3 separate regions of the Homo sapiens genome follow, and regions 2 and 3 are each linked to region 1. The links are chromatin loops, found by intact Hi-C in ENCODE. Cell type or tissue: endothelial cell of umbilical vein. All regions are shown on one strand.

Region 1 (8,000 bases):
GCAGAGCCAAGAGAATTACCATGCATATTGAATCAGACAGTAGGAGAAAAAGAGAAGGCAGAAATAATGAGACAATTTTCAACTAGAGCAACTGAAAATATAAAGACAGAAGGGGAAGGAGGTCTCTGGATGCAGGTTGATGGGTTCCTGAGGGCGGTGGAAAATCAGAAAATCTATCTCTGGAAACGTGAAATTTAAGATTGCTATTACATAGACAAGTGAAGATGTAGAGTAGACAGCCTGGACTAGAAATTATGTGTATGTGACAGTTTTTGATAGATCAATTGATTGATTGATTGGCAGAATGATAGGCAGATACACACAGACAGGTTTTTAAGGTCATGTTACTGGATAAGATTACTAAGGCAGGAAGTTTAAGTAGCAAATAAAACAAAAGCAAGGACTGAGTCGTAGAGGAAGGCAAGTTAAGATGAGGAAATGGCAAAGAAAACTAAGATAAAGTTACAACACATATACATAAAAAATTGCCCAAACAAGAAAACGTTCTGTCCCTCCTAACCTCAAAGGGCTGAAACATCTTCACAATGTTGCCATAAGTTACCCAAAGATAAGGGGAAGGCACCCGGCTAGAACTGGGCACCATTGTCTCACCTTATAAGAAACACGAAACTACATGTTCCAGTCATCTCAGTGGACAAACTCTTCTAGCTCATTCCAGGAAAGGGTGTCAGGTTACACTGAAGATCAATAACTCAAATGTGTGATCACGAGATAGAACTAGTTCAGTCACCAAAACATTCATATTCATTCAACGAATAATGACTGAGAGCCAGGTATGTAAGTCACTGTCCCAGGTGATGAATTCGGAGTTCTTATTAAATTCAGAGCCTATTTCTCAGACTACAAATGCAAAAGCATCCATAAGTAGGCCGGGTGCGGTGGCTCATGCCTGTAATTCCAGCACTTTGGGAGGCCGAGGCAGGAGAATCACAAGGTCAGGAGTTCAAGACCAGCCTGACCAACATGGTGAAACCCCGTCTCTACTAAAAATATAAAAATTAGCCGGGCCCAGTGGCACACACCTGTAATCCCAGCTACTCAGGAGACAGAGGCAGGAGAATCATTTGAATCTGGGAGGTGGAGGTTACAGTGAGCAGAGATTGCACCACTGCACTCTAGCCTGGGCAACAGAGCAAGACTGCATCTCAAATATATATATATCCGTAAGTATACACTATAATTATATAGGACCCTTTACAGTAATAGCAAAATGTTTTTGATCACTTAGTATATGCCAAGCACTATTTACACAGATTGCATTTTACAAAGATGACCACAAAAATATCTTCCACCCATAGGTCCTCCTGCAATGTGACCTTGCCCATTCTTAAATGAAGTCTAGTTCCCATTTCCTTGGCATCTAGGCTGGATGTAGTGAACAGCTGGTAACTAAAAGAACATAGGGAAAGTGACTTCCTGTGAAATCTGAGGCTAGGTCAGAAAAGCCACACATCTTCTACCTCGTTGTTTGGAATGCTTGCTTTCCACATACCCTCTCTGAAGATACTCCCTCTTGGAGCCCAGTCACCATGCTGCAAGAAGCACACACCAAGTGGAGAGAACACATGTGTAATCCCCAGTGGACACCACAGAGGAGCTTGCTATTCAAGTCATTACAACTACGTGTGTATATAAGGAACTCTGCACATGATTACACCACCAGCATTTGATGCATCCCTGGCTATTTGAGCCTTCTGGGCTGAGGTACCAGATATCCCCAGTTCCTAAACCACAGAATCTATGAGCATAATACAATAGTTTGCATTTTATTCCACTAAATTTTAAAAGTGGTTTATTAAGCAGCAATAAATGACTGGATAAAGTTCGTTAACAGTTTTTATCATATAATTTCATTTAATCTTCTAGAGAAACCTATTAGCCAGTTATTATTCTCTGCATTTTACAAAGGGAACCCAGCCTGAAAATAAAATGATTAATACAGCTAATAAATGATAGAGCCACCATTCAAACACAATTACAGAATTGGAAATTGTAAAGACAGCATTATTATACATCCTTTGGGTAAGAAAATTCTGGTAGGCACTGAATAAACATGAAAAGAATATATAAAATAACCCATATTTTGAGATTTCTGTAAACAATGTAAGAAGTCAAAACACATATATGTGACAACTGCTCTTATCTCAAAATCTTTAATTCAACAACTGGGCAAATGGTGCATTTATTCATTAATCAGACTTTCAATAAGTGGCCCCTGGGTGCCTAACATTGTATTAATCAGAAAACCAGCCAAAGGTATAGGCAGAGAGAACAAAAAGTAGTGTAATGAAAGAGAGGGAACTTTCACAAATCACCCATTTGTCCTCTATTCTGGAAGTAAGGTATCTGAAACACTTTGTTAATAAAAGAAACAGATTTGTATTGTTAAAGGTTTGTGGAAATGATTCATCAAAGTGATACATGACTCATGCACAGAAAACTGGATTTTAAAAGAGTACATAAAGTATGGAAGAAATAACCAAAATATGTATGTATGTTCCTGGATGGGAGAGGAAATAAAGGAGAGATACAGAGAGGAGAGTATGCATGGGATTGTTTCTGCAAAGAATAAATGTGTGGCAGTTAGCATTGTGCATGTTTAGAGCAATGGTTTATATGCATAGATTTAGGATTCTACTATCTATATTTTTTAAATATCTTTCTACAAAATCTACATAGATTGTGAAGGAGAAACAGTTTTTCTCATATTCCTGGGAAGAATAAAGATCACCTTTGAAGACACAGAAAATGTTCATATCTCTTCTAGACTTTCAATGTTAAATAGCTCATTTTTTAAGTCAGAAAACATGAAAAAGTCCATGAAAATGGCAGTTAGAGCTGCAGTGCCCAGATTCTATGCTGCCTCTCAGTTTGTCCAGTGAACATCATGGGAGACTTTGTGTTTGGTCAGAATGCATTATCATTACCTGTCTTTAATCTCAACTCATTTAAGATCTTAATTAGTGGAGATAGAAAGTGTGTGCAGGTGTGAGTGTGTGTATGGGTTATTTTAGCATATTGATATGTAGCAGAAATGAGATCTCAGTCAATTCCATTTTCCAGCTTTACAATGGAAATTTAAACACTGTTTGTTACAATGTTGCCATTGAAAATATTATTCCAATTTTATACAATACAAATTTATTTATCTGAAACATTTTTCCTTCGAAGAAACTAAACTACTCACAAAAGTGTTCATTAACCCACATAACTCCAAGATACTGTGTCTTTATTTAGCTGAGCATTTGGTTCTTGAAAAGTAAGTCTTGTTGGCTCAGATGTTAGCATTGCAGCATTATTTGGAAATAAGCAGAAGGTTTGTAAACAGGGGGTTTAAAAAACTTAAAACTTAAACTTCTAGCTGATGAGGGAGTGCCAACCAGCGTATGGAAAGATCAGTGTTGAGTCTAATTTTATTTGGTTCAGTTTATAGATGCGGTGAGTGAGGAGATGGAGAGTTTTGCAAGTACAAGTTAATGTTAATATGCAAAGTGGTTAAGATAATGTTTATCTCTCTAATCTATTAAAATTATTTTACTCCACACCCCAAGAAATAGGAAGAATAGTAATCATTTCATGATAATATTCACATTCGTGATATTAGCAAGTTAATGATGAATTTATACTCACTGTTATTGATCAAATGTGATTGATAACAATATTAACTAGAAAATGCTCACTTTGGGACCATTATTTAAAGTACATTCTGTGTTCTGTGTGGCTTTTTTTTTTCATTCTCCTCTGTCAGTATGAAATGCCTGACATTCATTCATGAAGCATTTCTTAGATTCCCATTATGTGCCAGGCTCTCAGAGGCAAAAGCAAACAAGATACAGTTCTTTCCTCAAAGGATGTACAATTAAATAAAATATGGCAGGTTAGAAAATAAATATGTCCACTGAAAAGGCATAGATGCTGATATAAAACTGTGTAAGGAAACAATGGGGCACAAACTATAGAGCAAGTAACAGGTTTTACCTGGGCAGGCATCAGGAAGTGCTTTAGTAAGGAAGGAATTTTTGAGTGGCCTCTGAACAGGAATGTGCGACAGGGAGCAATTCCAGGAAAGGCGTGGAGACACAGAATAACCCAGCAAGGTTTCTCTGAAGAAAATAATCTACTGCTTTGTGTGGGTTCATGTGTGTGTGTGCTATATGATATATAGATAACATTACATATGACATATATTACAGATACTACTATATGTTTTATACATGACACACATCCATAATATGCGTAAATATATTTATAAAATCAATATACACAATAAATGGTTGTCTGTATATACATACATATACACACGTCAATAGATACATATATGGATTTTGTGTTGTTTAGAGCAAAGTAGTCACATTTTCATCAGCCTCTGGAATGCTATGATCACACATCCCTTCTTCGGCCCTCCCTTTCTGATTTGCTCCTCAGTTTAGTCGTTTAAAATGCTTACCAGGTGTGCTCTCACATTTGACAGCAAAATAGTACCCAGACCCAGAAAATATTTGAAATTTAAATTTTTAATCCTGTTTTTAAGTCATTTACATGAAAATCTAAAAATATCCTTTAAAAGAACATTACCCTATCGTTTTCTTAGAAGAGAATAAAACAGTACAGTAACTTTAGGTACTCTGGCGCCACCTTGTGGTTTCTTTTCATATGACACTGTCCCGGTAAATATTTTTTTAATTTGCTGTAGAAAACTTTAAAAATACTATATCCAGAATCTACAAGGAACTTAAAAAAAATTACAAGAAAAAAATAACCTCATCAAAAAGTGGGCAGAGGATATGAACAGACACGTCTCGAAAGAAGACATGTGTGCAGCCATCAAACATGAAAAAAAGCTCAACATCACTGATCATTAGAGAAATGCAAATCAAAACCACAGTGAAGTACCATCTCACGCCAGTCAGAATGGTGATTATTAAAAAGCCAAGAAATAATGGATGCTGGTGAGGCTGTGGAGAAGAAGAAACACTTTTACACTGTTGGTGGGAATGTAAATTAGTTCAACCATTGTGGAAGACAGTGTGGCAATTCCTCAAGGATCTAGAACCAGAAATAACATTTGACCCAGCAATCCCATTACTGGGTATATACCCAGAGGATTATAAATCATTATACTATAAAGACACATGCACACGTATGTTTATTGCAGCACTATTTACAATGGCAAAGACTTGGAACCAACCCAAATGCCCATCAATGATAGACTGGATTAAGAAAATGTGGCACATGTACACCATGGAATACTATGCAGACATAAAAAGGAATGAGATCATGTTCTTTTCAGGGACATGGATGAAGCTGGAAGCCATCATTCTCAACAAACTAACACAGAAGCATAAAACAAAACACCGCATGTTCTCACTCATAAATGGGAGTTGAACAATGACACATAAGTGGGAGTTGAACAGGGACACAGTGATGGGAATAACACACACTGGGCCTGTTGGGGAGTGGGGGCGAGGGGAGGAAACCTAGAGAATGGGTCAAATAGGTGCAGCAAACCACCATAGCACACATATACCTGTGTAACAAACCTACACGTTCTGCGCAGGTATCCCAGAACTTAAAGTAAAATAAAATTTAAAAAATACTATACCCCAGCATCTGTTCAACAACTATTTCTTAAACATTATATTGGGATCGGAAATATCATTCGCCACTAGGTTTACAAAACAAATAATAAGTGGACATTTTTAAGGGGCTTAATTTCTGGTATGTATTTTGAAGACAGGCCTAGGGCTGAGATACAGACACAATATATTGTTACATTACCCTTTCTAGAAGTGAGAACATATCTGTATTTTATCATCTTTGTAGCAGATTTTTTTTTAAAAAAGTCACCTTTTGGTGACCAGCTGAATGATATCATCTGTTTGAGAAAGCTTTAGAAGCAGTTCCTGGAAAAAGGCTATACAATGAATTATTTTTCTCACTGAATTTTCCAGAGTGCCACAGCAACAATGGTTCAGCACTGTTAGGAGGTAGATCATTTCTCTGCACTCACACGTCAGAAATCCTATGGCACACAAGAGTGGACCACTGACTGCATATCCCACTTCTCATAGTGCTCTTGAGAGCAGTTCCGTCTTTCTGTGAGATACCATATAATAGACTTCTTAGAAACAGGCTGTTTTGGCTCATACTGTGTTTTTACTAAATGACTTCAGAGTGGGGAAAAACCTTTGCCTTGAACTTGGGAAGATGCATAATGAATGGATAGGAAATAGCCCCATAGAAAGCCACTTAGTAAATATGCAGGTCTGACGGGGTACTGGGTAAACAACTCTGTGAAAAGACAATGAAATTCCATGGAATAATCCTATGATTCTATCCAAATTAAGACAATTCATGAAACAGAAAACATTTTTTCTTTCATTTTTCTTTGGCTCTTGGGATCATCTGACATTGATTCAATATAATTTTGTTACAACACAAATACATTAAATAATTATATTTCAGAAGGAATCAAAACAATTTTAATTAGAAAACACTTCTTGAGGACTTTCACTATCCTGAGGATGTTAAAAAATTATATTGACTGCCTCTTCTTGCAACTGTCAAGAGGCTAAGAATTTAAACAAGCAGTTGATTATTTTGAGATCTGCAGTACCATCTTTTCCAATGTTTAATCAAATTGTATAATTGTCATTTTAGAGTAAAAAAGAGCATACTGGTGTCATTTAATGATAGTATCAAGAGCAGAACTCATTTAAAATTCCTTTATCACTCCCTACCCCCAGTGTTTTTCTCTCTTGCCCAGAGTACTTAAAAACTACCACACACCTGTTTCTGCCTCTCAAGTAGGGACATACCAGACTATGCTGTCAATTGAGGAAGACTTTGCCCACTTCAGTTGCCTTACTTGGTAGTGGCTACTTAGCACTCCTTAGATCAGCATTCCCAGTCATCCATTTTTGACATTTAGAAAGAAATAATTATTCACTGTGAAGCAGTGTCTTATACATTGCAGAATATTTAGCATTCCTGGGTCTTATGTGTCAAATACCAGCAGGATTTATCAGCCTTTATTAGAAAACAAAACATTTTCATGCATTTTCAGATGACACCCTGGAGGCTTAGAGCATGAGTACTGACACAGATATGAGGGAAATACTCATTCATTTATTCAATAAGTCTGTCAAACATCTGTGATTATAAATCAATTAACATATTAGGGGTAACTTACTATCTAGTTGGAGAGACAACAAACTAAACATGAAATCACACTTTCACTTATGTAACTTATACACACAAAGTGTTAATAAAAAAAATATTACTGGTAAAATTAGAGAAGGCTATAGAGAGGATGAAAAAAATATTACCTCAGTTTTGAAGGACCTAGAAGAATAGCCCAAGAGAAGAAGAGTAGAACATTTCAGTCACGAGGAATAGAATACGCAAAATCTCAGCTGTATAGAAGAAAATTAGAAATAGCGAGTGTCATTCCAGAGGGACTGAAACAATAAATAGGTTTTGGAAGAGTGATTAAGAGAAGATATTAAATGGCAGGAAAGGGGAAAAGCGAATGAAAAGGAGAGTCGTAAAAGGCAAATTTTGAGCCACCTGTGAAATATGAACGATTTTTGTGTTCCTCTGATTTTCCAATCCTCCTATGGGATTTTACTCTCGTCCCATCATAATGCCTATGAGGGCGAGTGATACCAAACTCTCTTGTCATGCCTGACCCTTCCCCTGATGTTCACATGACATTTCCACTCTCTGCTCCCCATGTTTTTAACAGTTCTGCCCCAACCTCAGACTTAAAAGGTCTATAATGAACTCCTTATCTCTTCGTCTGAACTAGGTTTTGGCTTCTCTGTCACTATTTCTATATTAAAGTCACTAACTTTTTTCTTTCATTCAGATTTCCCTACTGCCAGTTACTGTCTTCTACTTGAATTTTCTTGAACAATATCTCATCTACAAATTTTCCTCATAGATTTCAACTGTTATAACTCAGGAGCCCATTCCTA
Region 2 (8,000 bases), 1.7 Mb before region 1:
TGGGCATTACATTTGATATACCCATTTTATTTTCGCTGGATTGTCATGCAAGGCTGCTGCCAAACTGCTTACATAAATCCATAGATAAGTTGTTTTCTAGTAATTCCCAAAGTTACTAATGGTGTGTCAATTCTAGGGATAGGACAGTAAGTGTCAGGGTTGGTTGCAACATATAATTATGTATTATTCATCCAGAAGCTAATTGTGCCATCCAGTTGGAAAATAAGAACACTGAGAATCCCCAGAGCCTATAGAGACTAATAATCCTTGTTTTTACAGCAGTTCAATCTAATTTCTAATGTCACCTAACAATTCTGGCTAGGTTTTCAATATGGCAATTTTTTCTTACATTTGCTTCTAAACTCCATGACAGATAAATCAGTTTTATCTGTCATGGAGTTTAGAAGCAAATGTAAGAAAAAATTGCCATATCGATACCTGGTTTTCCTTTGAGTATGTCTTCAGTGATCTAGATATGGACAAATTGCTCCTCTTTACTGACATTCTAAGACTTGGTAGTTCAGCGGAGCAATAGTCAAGCAAAGTTAGAAAGGTTCATATTGCATGCTAGCAGGGTGAATATTCACTAGACAGAAGAGCAATCTGTGGATTTAGTAAGGAGGATCATTCTCTGTGAATAGTAATGTCTAGATCTGAGACAACATTTTATATAGTCAGCAGATTCTTTGGAAAAATTGAAGTGTTTTATTTTAAAATCTGAATCGAGATTCATATATAGATTCATATAAAGAAAAACATATATACATCTTTTTACAACCATAATCTTAGTATTTTCCCCAAATTAGGAATGTGTGCAGTACCCTTCTGCCACATTTTTTAAAAAAAAATTTCCCATCTGTTCATCCTCGAAAACTCAAATATCTCAGCCATACCTAACATACCACAGGCTCACATTTCGTGATTGCAGGTGAAATACTTCCTATGGTGATATCAACACTTTTCTCCTGCCCAGTGCCAATTCTTATTCTCACCACATTTCAAGAAATACTGTGCTCCTCCCTTTAATCAGTTTGAAATTCCTAAGGTGGAACCAACTGGTAGGAAATTTAAGACCAGTGGAAATGTATGTCTATATTTGGACAGTATCAAGAAATACTGTGCCATGTTGTGTCAATATTTTTTCTAGCACTTCATTCTAAATCGTAATAGCTATCTATAAAATATTTGATGAGTTTAAAAATATATAAAAATAAAAGCTTTATCTTGAAAATTTTGTAATTATATATGCAAACAGAATATATAGATTGAATGTTCATCAGAAAAGTTATTTTAAGGACTATTTCCTAGGCCTCTAGGAATATATCAGTTTCTTCCTCTACATATTTAGCCACTCTTATTTGTTGCAGATAGTATGACTATTGCATTTATCTTTAGAAATATCCATCATTAGATGGCATGCTACATATGATTGTAGATTTTTATCAGAAAATATGTGTAATTATCTTAGAAATAATGGTTATAGTAGTTAAACATTTATTTTTTTAATTGTTAACTTTATTCAGACTTACTCAGGGACTGAAACTGAGCTCTACCAATGTAAACACCAAAAAGTGTGGAACAGGGGGAATGCAGGAATCTAAAATAGGGAGAAGGGAAATATAGGTGTTAGAGACAAAAGAGACAGGCATGTTTGGATACTTATTCAAAGGGGTCTCAGGCTTGTTCTAAATGTGATCTCAATGAAAAAGAAAAATTTTTCTGCTTCTTTTGAGCACCAAATCTATGATTAAGAATTTGCTCCTTTGGATTCTAGCCTAAACCTGTAATATTTTTCAGCTGTTTGAGGGCACAACTGGAACAGGGGTTAAAACACAAAGTTAAAAATACCATCCGATTTTGGTGTTCTGAATTCTAAATTTACTAATGCCTCCCTAGACTGTAGCTAGGTTGATCATAGTTGACGTTCCATCAAAATATATATGGTGCATTTCATATTTGCTCTTTCACATATATAAATATATCATAGTTTCTGGGAATTGCATTAAATGTATGTAAAGATATCTACAGTGTTCCTTATGTTCTGGGAGATTTATGAAACTACATGAAATATAATTTAAATGTTTATTTTTATATGTACTTTTACTGTATTTGATTGTATGTTTAGTCTTTATTACATAATTAATAAACAATATAGATCAAAATTGGTATAATTGCTCTCTGAAACATGTTTCCATTTTCATAAGAGACTATACATTTTTAGGGACATCATTCATATCTAGAACTCTCTCATTTTCCAAAGAGAATTGCCATGAAATTCTCCTTTAATGATTGTTTATTTCTTCTCTACAAAACACCATGACAACATTTTCATTTCTATGTTTATTCAAAATTATGATGATTAAATGATCCTGAATATAGTAGAATATAGTGAAAATCAATAGGGTGAAATTCTTCATAATCATCAGGAAATGAGCAAAACATGTGATAACCACATAATCATCAAAAATGGATCAAAATATATTATCAAAAATCAAAATAGAAAATAATATATAATCTCATGATACACAATTTCCTTGTTATTTTTAAGCTCATGCATAAGTGTAAATGATTGTTCTTTGCTTGTTTTGTTTTTATTTCAGTGCACTTATATGATACTCATATAATTAAAATTATAGAAATAGATCTGTAAATGTAGATTAATATAAGTAATCACTTTTTAGTGAGTTTTTGCACACACAATTTTTCCAATTACAGTTGTCGCAATTCCGATTTTTATATGCTCATTCTAAATTGTTACTCTGGCAATTGGTTCCTAAATATGTTAAATTAGAAGCATTATTTTCTGCCAAATTCTATCAGTTATTATTCTTCAGTCTTTAAGATATTGTAAGATATTAAGACGACTGGCCTTTCTAGCTCAGTAGCTCAAATAAAAGGGAAGAGTGCTTTTTTTTTTTTTCAAGTTGAAAGCATTTGAGAGTGGGAATAATTCCAACAAATGCAGCTGAAGTGCTTATCCAGTTGTCAGTTTGATTCTATATCATTTTGTTTGTTTTTTATAACTATGTTTATAGATTGTTAGCATTTGAAAGCACTCTACTTGCTAGGAATTTGATAAGTGATTAAAAATTTGGCAAATGTTTTCTCCAAGAGCTTCTAAATAGATTCTATAAACAAAGCCAAACAAAGTGAGGTGCAGTGTGAATGATGATTTACCCTAATCGTTTCACACTATTTAATGAGTACAGTAAGAGATATGTTTAGGATATTTTTTCCTTTCCATGAGGCATTGGGAAATATATGAGTATATAGCTGTCTTTCCACAAGAGGGCTTCATCTTTCAAATCAGCATTATCATACTTACTTGGAACTATGCCCAGAAAAGTCTATTGCTTGTTAGTTTATTGAATCAAGAAGAGTTTCTACTGGAATATTTGATAACTCTTCTGGAGAAGAATTTGTGGAAACATAGATTTGTGTATATGTGTATATTTGGGGAAAATATAGGCCTACATGTTCAAATATTATTTACATACATATGTTTGAATTATTGACACATATATGATTATAATTTTATAATCCTATTATTCTACAAGAGATTCTTTTTCTGAAGAAAATTTTTAGACAACTGTACTAGTTAGGGTTCTCAAGAGAAACAAAGCCAACAGGATCTATATATCTTATAAATTTCATTCCCTCCCTCTGTGTGTATGTATTTGTTTATGTACATATATGTGTATATATGTGTATAGATACACAAGCACATATGTGTATGTATGTCTATTTATCTACAAAGATTCATTATAATGAATTTGCTAATGCATTTATAGAGACTGAGAAGTACAATAATCTGTTGTCTGTGGGCTGAAGACTCAGGAAAGCTGATGGTGCAGTTCCAGTCTGAGTATAAAGTCCTAATTACTATGAGTGCTGATGGTGGTGTAAGTCCCAATCCAAGGGTGGAAGAAGACCAATGACTAAGCTCAAACAGGCAGAGACAACACATTATACCTCTTTTGCCTTTTTGATCTATTCAGATTAGATGATTTCCACCCACATTGAGAACGACAATCTACTATACTCCTATACTCGGTCCACTGATTCAAATGCTAATCTTATCAGAAACACCCTCACAGACACACCCAGAAATCATGTTTGATCAAATATGTAAACATCCTGTTCTTAAACCAATCTGGATGACACAAAATTTAATCATCACAGAAGTTCATTTTCAGTTTTTATATACCAGAATTTTTAAGGTAAATTGTTGACTCTAAGATGTTTCTCTCCATATCACTCAACAATCATTTTTTATTTTACATTATATTCACTAGTATATTATTTTTTAAAATTATCCATATCACTTGCTAGTCAGTTATGCATTATTAACTTGATGGTTATATAATTATCATTAAAACAGTATGTTCCAAGCCTTTTCTAAAAAAAATTCTTTATCTCATATACTCCATGATTACGTTAGATGTTTATTATAACAGGGATAAGTACTATGTGTTAAAACTAGGATTCAAATTCTTGTTTTGTGGGCCAATTTATTTAAAATTATTTACAGAAAGAAGCAAGCATTTGAATAATGTTTGTGCAGGAAAATAAGAAAAATGATTTAGATTTTTGCCCAGTTTACAGGGTTAATAGAGAATCAGAAACAAATTGAACATACATGTTGATGTTATAAATTGCATTAATATAATTTAACACCACTTGTACACCATGTATACAGGTTTGGAAAAATATTAAAAATTTTAATAAGTGCTTTTCATAAGATAAATATGGCTACAATTTTATTTTAGTAACATCTATCTATATATTTCATAGAAGTTGTCTATAAAATGTTATAATTTGGCCTTGTATATGGATTTTCCAAAGCTACTATACAATGAGATTGAAAGAAAATTTAATTTTTATAAGAAGTGTTATTAAGTTTTTGAAATAGAAGAATATGTAATATTGATGGTTAATATTGAATGTCAACTTGATTGGATCAAAGAATGGAAAGTATTGTTCCTGGGCATGTTTGTAAGGGTGTTGTTAAGGAGATTAACATTTGAGTCAGTGGACTGGGAGAGACAGACCCATTCTCAGTCAGGGTGGGCACCATCTAATCAGCTGCCAGGGTGGCTAGAATAAAGCAGACAGGAGAAGATGGAAGAGAAGACTTGCTGGGTCTTCCAGCCTTCATCTTTCCCCGATGCTGGATGCTTCCTGCCCTCAAACATCAGACTCCTAGTTCTTCAGTTTTTGGATTTTTGAAATTTACGCCAGTGGTTTACCAGGATCTCTTGGGCCTTGGCCACAGACAGAAGGCTGCACTGTAGGCTTCTCTACTTTTGAGGTTTGAATCACCACTGGCTTCCTTGCTCCTCAACTTGCAGATGGCCTATGGAGGGACTTTACCTTGTGATCGTTTGAGTCAATTCTCCTTAATAAACTCTCTTTCATATTACACATATATCCTATTAGTTCTGTCCCTTTAGAGAACCCTAACTAATACAGTAACACTTGTAATGATACATGAAACTATGTTTTTATTTGTGAACAACCAAGCTAGGAATCCTAATTTACAAACTGTAGCTTGATTCTTGAGATGCCATATCATTTTGAAGCCACAGTGATGACTCTTTGTGTTATAGATAGCATTAATTCACTGATTTCTTTGCCATCACATTTACAATCTTCTACTCCAGTCAAACAGGCACATGGCAGTCAGACTAATCAAGTCATCATATCAGTCTTCTCTTCTTTACCTGCTAACTTTTTCTTGTCATGCTCAGAATAAAATCCAAACACCTTATGTGATCCATGGAACTCTGCACGATCTAGCCTCTGCCTGTCATGTTCATTTCTTTCTCTGCCAATTTCTTTCTTGTTAACTCTGGTCCAACCATGGCTACTTTTGTCCAAGAAAGCATATTGACCACTTGAAGTGAAATATGCCTAATCAAGATTAAGATGGAAGTGTAAATGCACAATTTCAAAGCCTTTATACAAAAAAAAGTAAAATAGCGCAGTAATAATTTTTGTATTGAGTGCATGTTAAAATGGTAATATTTCATGTTAAACAAAAATATATAATTCAGATTAATTTTACCTGTTTTAAAACATGTATCTTTAAAGTGGCTACTAAAACATATACAATTACATATGTGATTCATATATGTGGCTTATATTATGTGTCTCTTCTAGAGTGTTATAGTAGAGGATTGAAAAGTAATTGCCAAATTAATTAACAAGCTATATTTTCCAAGCAAATTGTGAAGAAAAAAAGGCTTTGGTTGTTTTCAATTGGGAAAAAACTTACCAAATGTTATTAGGAAATACTCTTTTCCATGTTCATAACTCTTTGCTGTGTTACTTCTCCATTTTAGGATGTCTACTTTTAACTGTTTTATGTGAAGTGAAATTTCGACACTAGAGAATGGTACACACTACTAATTTCAGCTCTGGGAAAGAATAAAGACATAAGATAAATGCTCATTGTAGAGAAATAAAGTGCTCATTGCATGGAATATATCTATAAGGAGCCAGTTTAAGCAAACTGGGGGAAATATCAAAGAAAAAAATACACTAGGAAAGTCTTTGCCTCATTTATGTATGAGATTTTTTTAAAATTATACTCAGACATTGCCAGATTTAATTTCTGTGCCACAAAGTCTCTCTGTAATCTAGATTAGGATTTAGGACAAATTGACAAAAATATTGAGAGAACATACAATACCTGTTCTCGATGAGTAGAGAGGCTTTGCTAGAGAACAGATATGATATGTTTTTGTTTCACAACATTGCCAATATCAAAATGTTATTTCCATTGCAAATATACATCAGATTTCACAGCCAATATTATTTTCAATGTAGTGTCAGACTATAATTTGTGTATGTCTTTTTCTGAGATACAAAAACCTCTGTCAATCTGTACCTTATAGATTTAAGGAACACGTGATGTTTATTGAATACCTCATCTTGAAAAAATTCCTTTGAAAAGTCTATCAATTGCTTATTTTAAAGTTGTTTTTATTTATTCATTTTTATAAGTTTGTATTGATAATAAATGTACATATTTTGGGGGTACATGTGATTAGGTGACACATTCTTATAATATGTAAAGATGGAATCAGAGTTATTGGGATATCCATCAACTTCAATATTTACCTTTTCTTAAAGCTAGGAAAACTTAAATTCTCTTCTAACTATTTTGAAATGTACAATAGATTAATGTTAACTCTAGTCCCCCTACTGATCTATCTAATCATTTTTTAATGACAACTTTTAAGGCAGAAGTATTCAACGTAACTTTGTTTACTTTCCTTGGTTCTATACTGAATATTTAGTATATACTGAATGAATATTTTAAGTTCCATTAAGAATTTATGTAGTGTTCACTTAAGAATTTACTTAGTGTAGGCTTATGCATACTTTTATTGTTTTTAATCCAAATGTAAAAGCTATGAATTTAGGACCAGTACAAAAAAATTATATTTTATATTATAGTTTTAGTGACAGTATTTAAGGCACAATTATTAACAGTGTAAATTCATAATTTCCCAATAATTTATGGGCAATTTATACCAATAGTCATAATTTTCATGAGACATTTTTGAATTTTTAAAATGGAAAATTGATTGATTGATAAATAATAATTTAAGTATTCTATTACCTTTTATACCAATTAAACATTTATTTCATTTCAAAAATATTTTAACTTGTTAATGTTAAGTGATATTTATTGAGAATATAGTGCTTGTTCCACTTTGAAATTATTAATACTATTATTATTATTATTATTATTTTATGTTTTGCAAACTTATCAGGACTTATAGTCCTGGGGAGGGAAGTATAAGATTCATTGACTATCTAAATATTCCATGCCAGGCAACCAGAAAACATCTCACTGAAGTTTCACAACAACACTATTAGGTGGAAATTATAACCATCATTAAAATATATATAAAGAAAACTGATGCTAAGAGGGGCTAAGTAACTTAGCCAGATATAAACCTCTCACTGGCAAGTAACAACAGCAATTT
Region 3 (8,000 bases), 1.8 Mb before region 1:
ATTGCTCTGTCTAGAACTTTCAATGCTATGTTGAATAACAGTGATAAAAGTGGACATCGTTGTCATGTTTCAAATCTTAGAAGAAAGCCTTTCAGTTTTTCCTCATTCAGTATGATACTAGCTTTGGGTCTGTCAGGTATGGCTTTTATTATGCTGATGTATGTTCATTCTTTACCCAGGTTTTTTTACAGTTTTTTTAAATATATATTCTTATTATACTTTAAGTTCTAGAGTTTTTATCATGACAGGGTGTTGAATTTTATCAAATAATTTTTCAACATCAATTAAAATGATCATATTGTTTTCTGTCCTTTATTCTGTTGATATAGTATATCACACTGATTGATACGCCTATGTTGAACCATCCTTGCATCCTTGGGATAATTCCAACTTGGTCATGATGAAGAATCTTTTAATATATTTTTGAATTTTCTTTGCTAGTATTTTGTTAAGGATTTTTGCATAAATGTTCAACAGAGATATTGGCCTGTAGTTTTTTGTTTTATGTGTCTTTGTCTAGTTTTGATATCAGGGTAATACTGGCCTCATAGAATGGGTTTGAAAGTATTCCTTCTGCCTCTGTTTTTTGGAATAGTTTGTGTAGGATTGGCATATGTTATTTAAATATTTGATAAAATTCAGCAGTGAAACCACTGGGTCCTTGACTTTTATTTGCTAGAGTCATTTTATTATGGATTTGATCTCATTACTTGTCATTGGTTTGTTCAGGTTTGAATTTCTTCACAGTTCACTTGTATGTGTCGAGGAATTTATCCATTTCCTCTTTAGAGACTAATATGAGCAACGGTATGCCAATTTATTGGCATATAGTGTAGCCTCTAATGATCACTTGAAATTTTGCACTAACAGCACTAATGTCTCTGTTTTCATCTCTTATGTTATTTATTTGGGTCTTCTCTCTCTCTCTCTCTCTCATTTATTTTCTTCTTAAAAAAAGAGTTTTCAATTAGTCGACCTTTTGTATTTTTCTTTGTTTCAATGTTATTTATGTCCACTTTGTTCTTTATTATTTCTTTTCTTCAACTAGCTTGGCATTTCGTTTGCTCTTGCTTTTCTGGTTCTTTCAGATGAACGTTAGGTTGGCTATTAGGTTTTTTCTTTTTTCTTTTTTTTTTTTTTTTTTTGATGTGGGCACTTATAAACTTCCCTCTTTCTACTGCTTTTGTGGTATCCCATGTATTTTGGTACATGGTGTTTTCATTATAATATTTTTTCAACATTTAAAAAAATGTTATTCTTAATCTGTTCATTGACCCACTGGTCATTTAGGTTTATATCATTTAATTTTCTTGTGTTTTATAGTTTCCAAAATTTTTCTTGTTGTTAATTTCTAGTTTTATTCCATTGTGGTCAAAGAAAATACTTGATGTTATTTCAATATTTTTGAATATTTTAAGACTTGCTTTATGGTTGAACATATCACCTATCATTGAAAATTAGCCATGTGATGAGGAGAAGAATGTTTATTCTGTAGCCATTTGATGAAATATTCTGTAAATATCTACTAAGTCCATTTGGCCTACAGTGCACGTTAAGTCTGATGATTTTCTGTCCAGATGATCTGTCCGATACTGAAAGCGGGATGTTGAAGTCTCCAGATATTATTGTATTTGGGTCTTTCTCTCTCTTTAGCTCTAATGATATTTGCTTTGTATGCCTAGGTGTTCCAAGTGTTGGTTGCACATACATTTACAATTGTTATATCATCTTGTTGTATTGATCCCTTTATCATTATATAATAGCCTTGATAGTTTTTATCTTGAAATCTATATTGTTCATTATAAGCATAGCTATTCCTGCTCCTTTTTGGTTTCTAATTGCATAGAATATCTTTTTTTCCATCCCATTATTTTCAGTCTGTGTGTCCTTACAGGTGAAGTGTGTTTCTTGAGGCAACAGATAAATGGTTCTTTTTTCGTTGTTGTGGTTCATTTTGCCACCCACTCTATGTCTTTTGATTGGAGGATTCAATCCATTTAAATTCAATGTTACTTTGGATAAGTAAGGACTTACTCCTTTTATTTTCTTCTTTGCTTTCTGGTTGTTTTCTGGTCTTCTTTCTCTCCCTTATTTTCTTCCTTCCTGTCTTTCTTTTAGTAAAGGTAATTTTTTTTCAGGTGTTATGTTTTAATTTATTTATATTATTTTTTGTATCCGTTGTATGTTTTTTTCTTTATTTGAGGTCACCATGAGGCTTGCAAATACTATTTTATAACCCATTATTCAAACTGATGACAAGTCAACACTGATTGCATAAATAAACAAACAAGCAAAATGAAAGCAAATAAAAACTCCATATTTTAAACTCATCTCCCCGCATTTTAGCATTTTGTTGTTTCTTTTTATGTCTTACTGTGCTGTCTTAAAAAGTTGTTGTATTAATAGTTAATGTTTTTGATTGGTTTATCTTTCATCTTCCTACTCAAGATATGAGTGATTTAAACACCACAATTACTGTATTATAATTTTCTGTATTTTTATCTGCACTTACTATTACCCATGACTTTTATACCTTTAAATAATTTCTTATTGCTCCATCTTGTCTTTCAGACTGAAGAACTCCCTTTAGCATTGTTTTGTAGGACAGGCCTGGTGTTTATGAAATCCCTCAGCTTTTGTTTGTCTGTGAAAGTCTTCATTTCTCCTTCATGTTTGAAGAATTTTTTTTGCCAGATATTCTATTGTAAGGTAAATGGATTATTTTTTCCTTCAGCACTTTAAATGTGTCATGTCACTCTCTTCTGGTCTGTAAAGTTTCCACTGAAAAGTTTCCTGCCAGAAGTACTGGAGCTCCATTCTATATTATTTGTTTTGTTTTGTTTTGTTTCCTTTTGTTGCTTTTAGGATCCTTTCTTTATCTTTGATTTTTGGGAGTTTGATTATTAAATGCCTTGACATAGTCTTCTTTGGGTTAAATCTGCTTGGTGTTCTATAATCTTCTCTTACTTCAATATTGATATTTTTCTCTAGTTTTGGGAAGTTTTATGTTATTATTCCTTTGACTAATCTTTCTACCACCGTTTCTTTCTCTACCTCCACTTTAAGGTCAATAACTACTACATTTGCCCTTTTAAGGCTACGTTTTTAAATCCTGTAGGTGTACTTCATTGTTTCTTGTTCTTTTTTTTTTTTTTTTGTCTCCTTTGATTGTGTATGTTCATAGAGATTGTCTTTAAATTGACTAATTCTTCCTCCTGCTTGATCAATTCTCCTATTAAGAGACCCTGTATGTTCATCACATTTCTCGACTCCAGAATTTCCACTTGACTCTTTCTAATTATTTAAATCCCTTTGTTAAATTTATCAGATAAAATTCTCAATTCCTCCTCTGTGTTTTCTTGAATTTCTTTGCATTTCCTCAAAACAGCTATTTGAATTATCTATCTGAAAGGTAACATATCTCTGCTTTCCGGGATTGGTCCGTTGTGCCTTATTTAATTCATTTGGTAAGATTATCTTTTTCTGGATGGTGTTCATGGTTGTGGATTTTTGCTGGTGGCTGGGTATTGAAGAGTTAGGCATTTACTGTAGTCTTCACAGTCTTGGCTTGTTTGTACCCTTCCTTCTTAGGAAGGCTTTGCAGGTATTTGAAGGGACTTGGGTGTTGTGATCTAAGTTTTTGGTCACTGCAGCTGTATCTACAGTAGAGGGCACCTCAAGCCCATTAATGTAGTTCTTGCAGACTTGTAGAGGTACTACCTTGGTGGTCTTGGATACAATCTGGCAGAATTCTCTGGATAACCAGGCAGAGGCTCTTGTTCTATTTCCTTACTTTCTCCCCCTAAATGGAAACTCTCTCTGTGTGTGCCAACCTGCCTGGAGCTGGGTGTGGGGTGACAAAATTACCCCTGTGACCACCACCACTAGGACTGTGCTGGGTCAGACCTGAGGTCAGTAAAGCACTGAGTCTCGCCCAAAGCCCGTTGTAACCACCGTTTGGCTACTAGCTGTGTTTGCTGAAGACCCTAGGGCTGTATGATCAGCTGGTAGCAAAAGCTATTCAGAAGTCTTTATGTCCTTCCCTCATGGCAGAAAGTGCCATGGACTTGGGGTCCTGGGCAAATCCAGAGATGCTCTCTGAGAGCCAGTACCTGAAGTCAGATACCCAAAAAAAACACATGATGTGTTATTTCACTGCAGCTAAGCTGACATCAAAATCACAAGACAAAGTTCTTCCAACTCTTCTCTCCCATTTCCTCAGGCAGTGAAGTCTCCGCTTGTGTCTATCACCACTTCAGGCCCATGTGGACTACTGCCAAGGTACTGCTGATGTTTGCTTAGGGCCCAAGGTCTCTTCAGTCAGGTTGTGGTGAATGTTGCTAGGCCTGCTATCACTGGGCAGAACTCAACCTGTGTTCACAGAGGAAGCATTTATGCCAGCCCTAACCAGCGAGGACTCACCTATCCCAGTGGTTGGAACTTAAGTTTTAGCAAACCTCATTTCCATGAGCTACAGTGCTCTGGGGTTCTAAATAAACTTGAAAGGCTCTCTAGGCCACAAGGACTGCAACTCCTAGGCAAGTTCTAGTGCCGTATTGGGCTTGGAGCCAGTAAACTTGTGGGGCATGTGACCCAGTGACACATTCACTCTTTGGGGCAGTAGGCTAGTCTCTGGCCCAGAGTAGGTTCAGAAATGCTGTCCAAGAGCCAAGGCCTGGAATTGGAGGCCCCAAGAGCCCACTTAGTATTATTTCTCACTGTGGCCAAGCTGGCACCTAAACTGTAAGACAAAGTTCCCTTTATTCTTCCCTCTTATTTTCTCAAGAAGGAGGGGTCTTTCCTAACAGCCACCACAGCTGTGAATATGCTGGGTCACACTTGAAGCCTACACACCTCCGAGTCTCACCCAAGACCCATGGTTTGTACTAACTAATTACAACTGCTGATTATTCAAGACCCAAGAACTCTTCAGTCAGGTGATAAATCCCACCAAGACTGAGTCCTTCCTTTCAAGGCAGTTATGTCCCTTCTGGCTCAGAATGTATCTAGAAACATCATTTGGGAGCTAGAACATGAAATGGGGTCCTAACAACTCTTCCCAGTGCCCTATACTACTGTGGCTGAAGTAATATCCAAGTTGCAAAACAAAGTCCTCTTTACTCTACCTTCTCCTCTCCTCAAGCAGAAGGAAGGGCTGTATTTCAGAGCTGTGTTCTGATTTGCCAGGGTTGGGGGAGTAGTGGTGCAAGCCCTTTTTAAACTGTCACTGCTCACATCTCACTGGGTCACATGCCCCACAAGTTCACCGGCTCCACGCCCAGTATGACACTATGACTTGTCTAGGAATTGCAGTCCTTGTGGCCTAGACAGCCTTTCAAGCTTATTTAGAATCCCAGAGCACTGTAGCTCATGGCAACGAGGTTTGCCAAAACTTACGTTCCAGTTTCTTGGATAGGTTGATCCTCTCTGGTTAGAGCTGGCATAAATGCTCCCTCTGTGGGCTCCCTCCAAATTTTGCCCCATGATAATAGCACTGAGTTCCCGCAATTGCTGAACTCTTTGTCGCCTAAGTGCACAGATTCTGTCTGCATGCTACTGGGCCACTGCTAGAGGATGAGGAAGTTGTGATGTAAGTGCTTCAAGACTGTTTTTCCTACCCTCTTCAGTGCCATGTCCAGCAGTGTGAAGTTAAAACCAGGTATTCTGATTGCTCACCTGATTTTTGGTTCTTATGAAGGTGCTATTTTGTGTAGATAGCTGTCAAATTTGATGTTCCTATGGGGAAGACAATTGGTGGATGCCTCTATTTGGCCACCTTTCTCCCTCCCCTCCGTCTCTATCATATTCTTTCAGTATCTGAAATAAAAATACTTGCTGATATATAGTTAGAAGACACATTCTGTTTCTCTGCCAGTGTAAATGGTCTGCTTTATTTTCTAGTCCATCATTTGTAATTTTCTGAGACAGGAATTAGAATAATTTCCTTTGCATACACAGTCATAAATTAGAAATTATACAAATGATTTTCATTTATTTTACTTTTAAATATTTGTTTTACATGTGTTTAACAAGAGGAGAAAATGTTCTTATACACAGATGCATGGCAAGGCATATGTCAGAAGATCTAAAAGTATTTTATTTTTATGGTTTAATACAAATATTTTAAAATGTCTTTGTTAGACATTTCATGTTTGAAAGAAATCCACTAGTTTTGCAGATCCCTTTTACTAACTATAAAATAATCAGAACAGAAAAGTAAACTTTTTTCTCAATATTTTATTTGAAATTTATAATAAATATGAAACTGCTCTTAGTAATTCTAATTAATGTATCTTTCTATTGGTTATATCATAAACCATATATTTGCAAACAATACCACTTCAAACTCAACTTAATCACACTCCATAATAATTACCATAGACAATAGTCATTTTAATATTCTACTAGAACTGTATTATCATTTGCACAACCTACTCACATAATAATTATTTGAAAGTAAATAACTATGAAATTCTAAAACATCTTCAATGACCTTAATTATTTTATTACAAGTTATAATCTTATGATACAAAGATCTAATGGTTTACCTTTGCCTTACTCATGAAAATAATGAAACAAACTATTTTTATTATACATATGAAAGTATTAATTTGATATTTAAAATAAAATCTAATGGTTTACCTTTGCCTTACTCATGAAAATAATTAAACAAACTATTTTGATTATACATATTAAAGTATTAATTTGATATTTAAAATACATCTAATATTAATATATTATGCAGTATGTCCATTTTTTTTAAATGCTACTATATGTGATATTTGCCTCAGAGGTAAAGAATAGAACATATTAAATTAATGTCTTGACCCATAATTTATCACAAACTCCATATGTCAAGTATATAGTGTACCTTATTTTTATTAAGTCAAAATTGATTTAATTGAACTATGTCTTTTTATTTGTAGCCAATTATCATTCAGTCAAATAATTTTGCTTAAAAATTACTAGTATAACTACTCGGGTATATAAGAATTAATTTTCTTTACATCAAGAGTAAGGCTTGTCAATATGAGTTGGAAGCACGGATAGGCTTCTTAATAATTTTTAACACAGATTTGAGTCAATTGACCAGTATAACACTTTCCTGTATTCAAACCTTTAGTTTACCTGTGGCATTTCTATACATAAAAAGGTCTTACCAGGATTCTTAATGGCAAAACTTCATCCATTGTCTTATCAATTCATATGATCAAATTTGACCTTGCTTCTTTGTTTATTTCAGAATAGTATTTGTTCTTTACTTAAAATGACTTAATCTAAATTATATGTTAAGTGATTATAAAGGAAGAAATCTGATTCCATTTTGGGTTTCTTTCTTGTCCTGTCATCTACAGGCATAGTGAAAGTCTTACAAGCTTAATAACTTAAATATTCTCCACTAAATACCTTATTTCTCTCCAAATCATTAGTTCTCCTTTCTGTGGATGTGTAGTTCTCTTTTCAAGAAGAAAGCGTGAAATCTTCCTGAAGATAAACTTGTTTTGTAGTGTTAATAAAATTCTGGTCTAAGTGCCAGTACATTATGAAATCCAGATTTCTGATCTGTGTTTTTTTTCAAAACAAATAATTGTTTTACTAAAATTCAGTCTGGTCTGAATATCAACTTCTACCTCATACATTTTTCAAATCTTTGCTAAATATGTTTTTATCTAGCAGTATTTTTTCATGTTGATATCTACTAAGCCAGTCAGTTGTTTCTTTCTTACCCTTTTATATCAAACCTCTCTTAAAAATTTAACTAGCAACCTGCTTGAAAATAGATTTACTAGAAAACAGTTTCATGTAACATATCAATTCATATGACTAAAGTGTAAACTATAGTTCACTTCTGAATCAGTGGACTTTAATCATCATTCGTATTTGTTAGTCGATAGCAAAATATGTTAGAAGTTAGCGTTTTCATTTGAAAAATCAGGTTAATATAAACTATTATTATTGATTAAACTTAATGAATAAAAGTAAACAAAAAACTTTAACAA

What was found. Hi-C counts contacts between places; a loop is a spot of excess contacts. Peaks named below come from ENCODE experiments on the same cell type or tissue, not always from the same donor. Only the 100,000 strongest peaks of a DNase experiment are listed, where the experiment ranks them.
Region 2: a loop joins it to region 1, with 5 times the contacts of the local background. A loop is called at or near these places in 2 of 110 quality-filtered maps.
Region 3: a loop joins it to region 1, with 4 times the contacts of the local background. A loop is called at or near these places in 4 of 110 quality-filtered maps.

What each region holds. Positions count from the first base shown.
Region 1 is chr1:192,441,389-192,449,388 of GRCh38, forward strand. No RefSeq gene overlaps it. Among named protein-coding and RNA genes, the nearest start is that of RGS21, 130 kb to the left of the region's middle. In endothelial cell of umbilical vein, a CTCF peak has its summit at 4,661 (motif pointing left); DNase peaks (open chromatin) are centred at 2,403 and 4,623; H3K27ac peaks cover 2,120 bases.
Region 2 is chr1:190,751,675-190,759,674 of GRCh38, forward strand. All of the region lies in intron 2 of LINC01720 (long intergenic non-protein coding RNA 1720), which reads left to right. Among named protein-coding and RNA genes, the nearest start is that of LINC01720, 130 kb to the left of the region's middle. In endothelial cell of umbilical vein, no CTCF peak of the experiment used is centred here; a DNase peak (open chromatin) is centred at 3,317.
Region 3 is chr1:190,630,022-190,638,021 of GRCh38, forward strand. All of the region lies in intron 1 of LINC01720 (long intergenic non-protein coding RNA 1720), which reads left to right. Among named protein-coding and RNA genes, the nearest start is that of LINC01720, 9.1 kb to the left of the region's middle. In endothelial cell of umbilical vein, no CTCF peak of the experiment used is centred here; no DNase peak of the experiment used is centred here.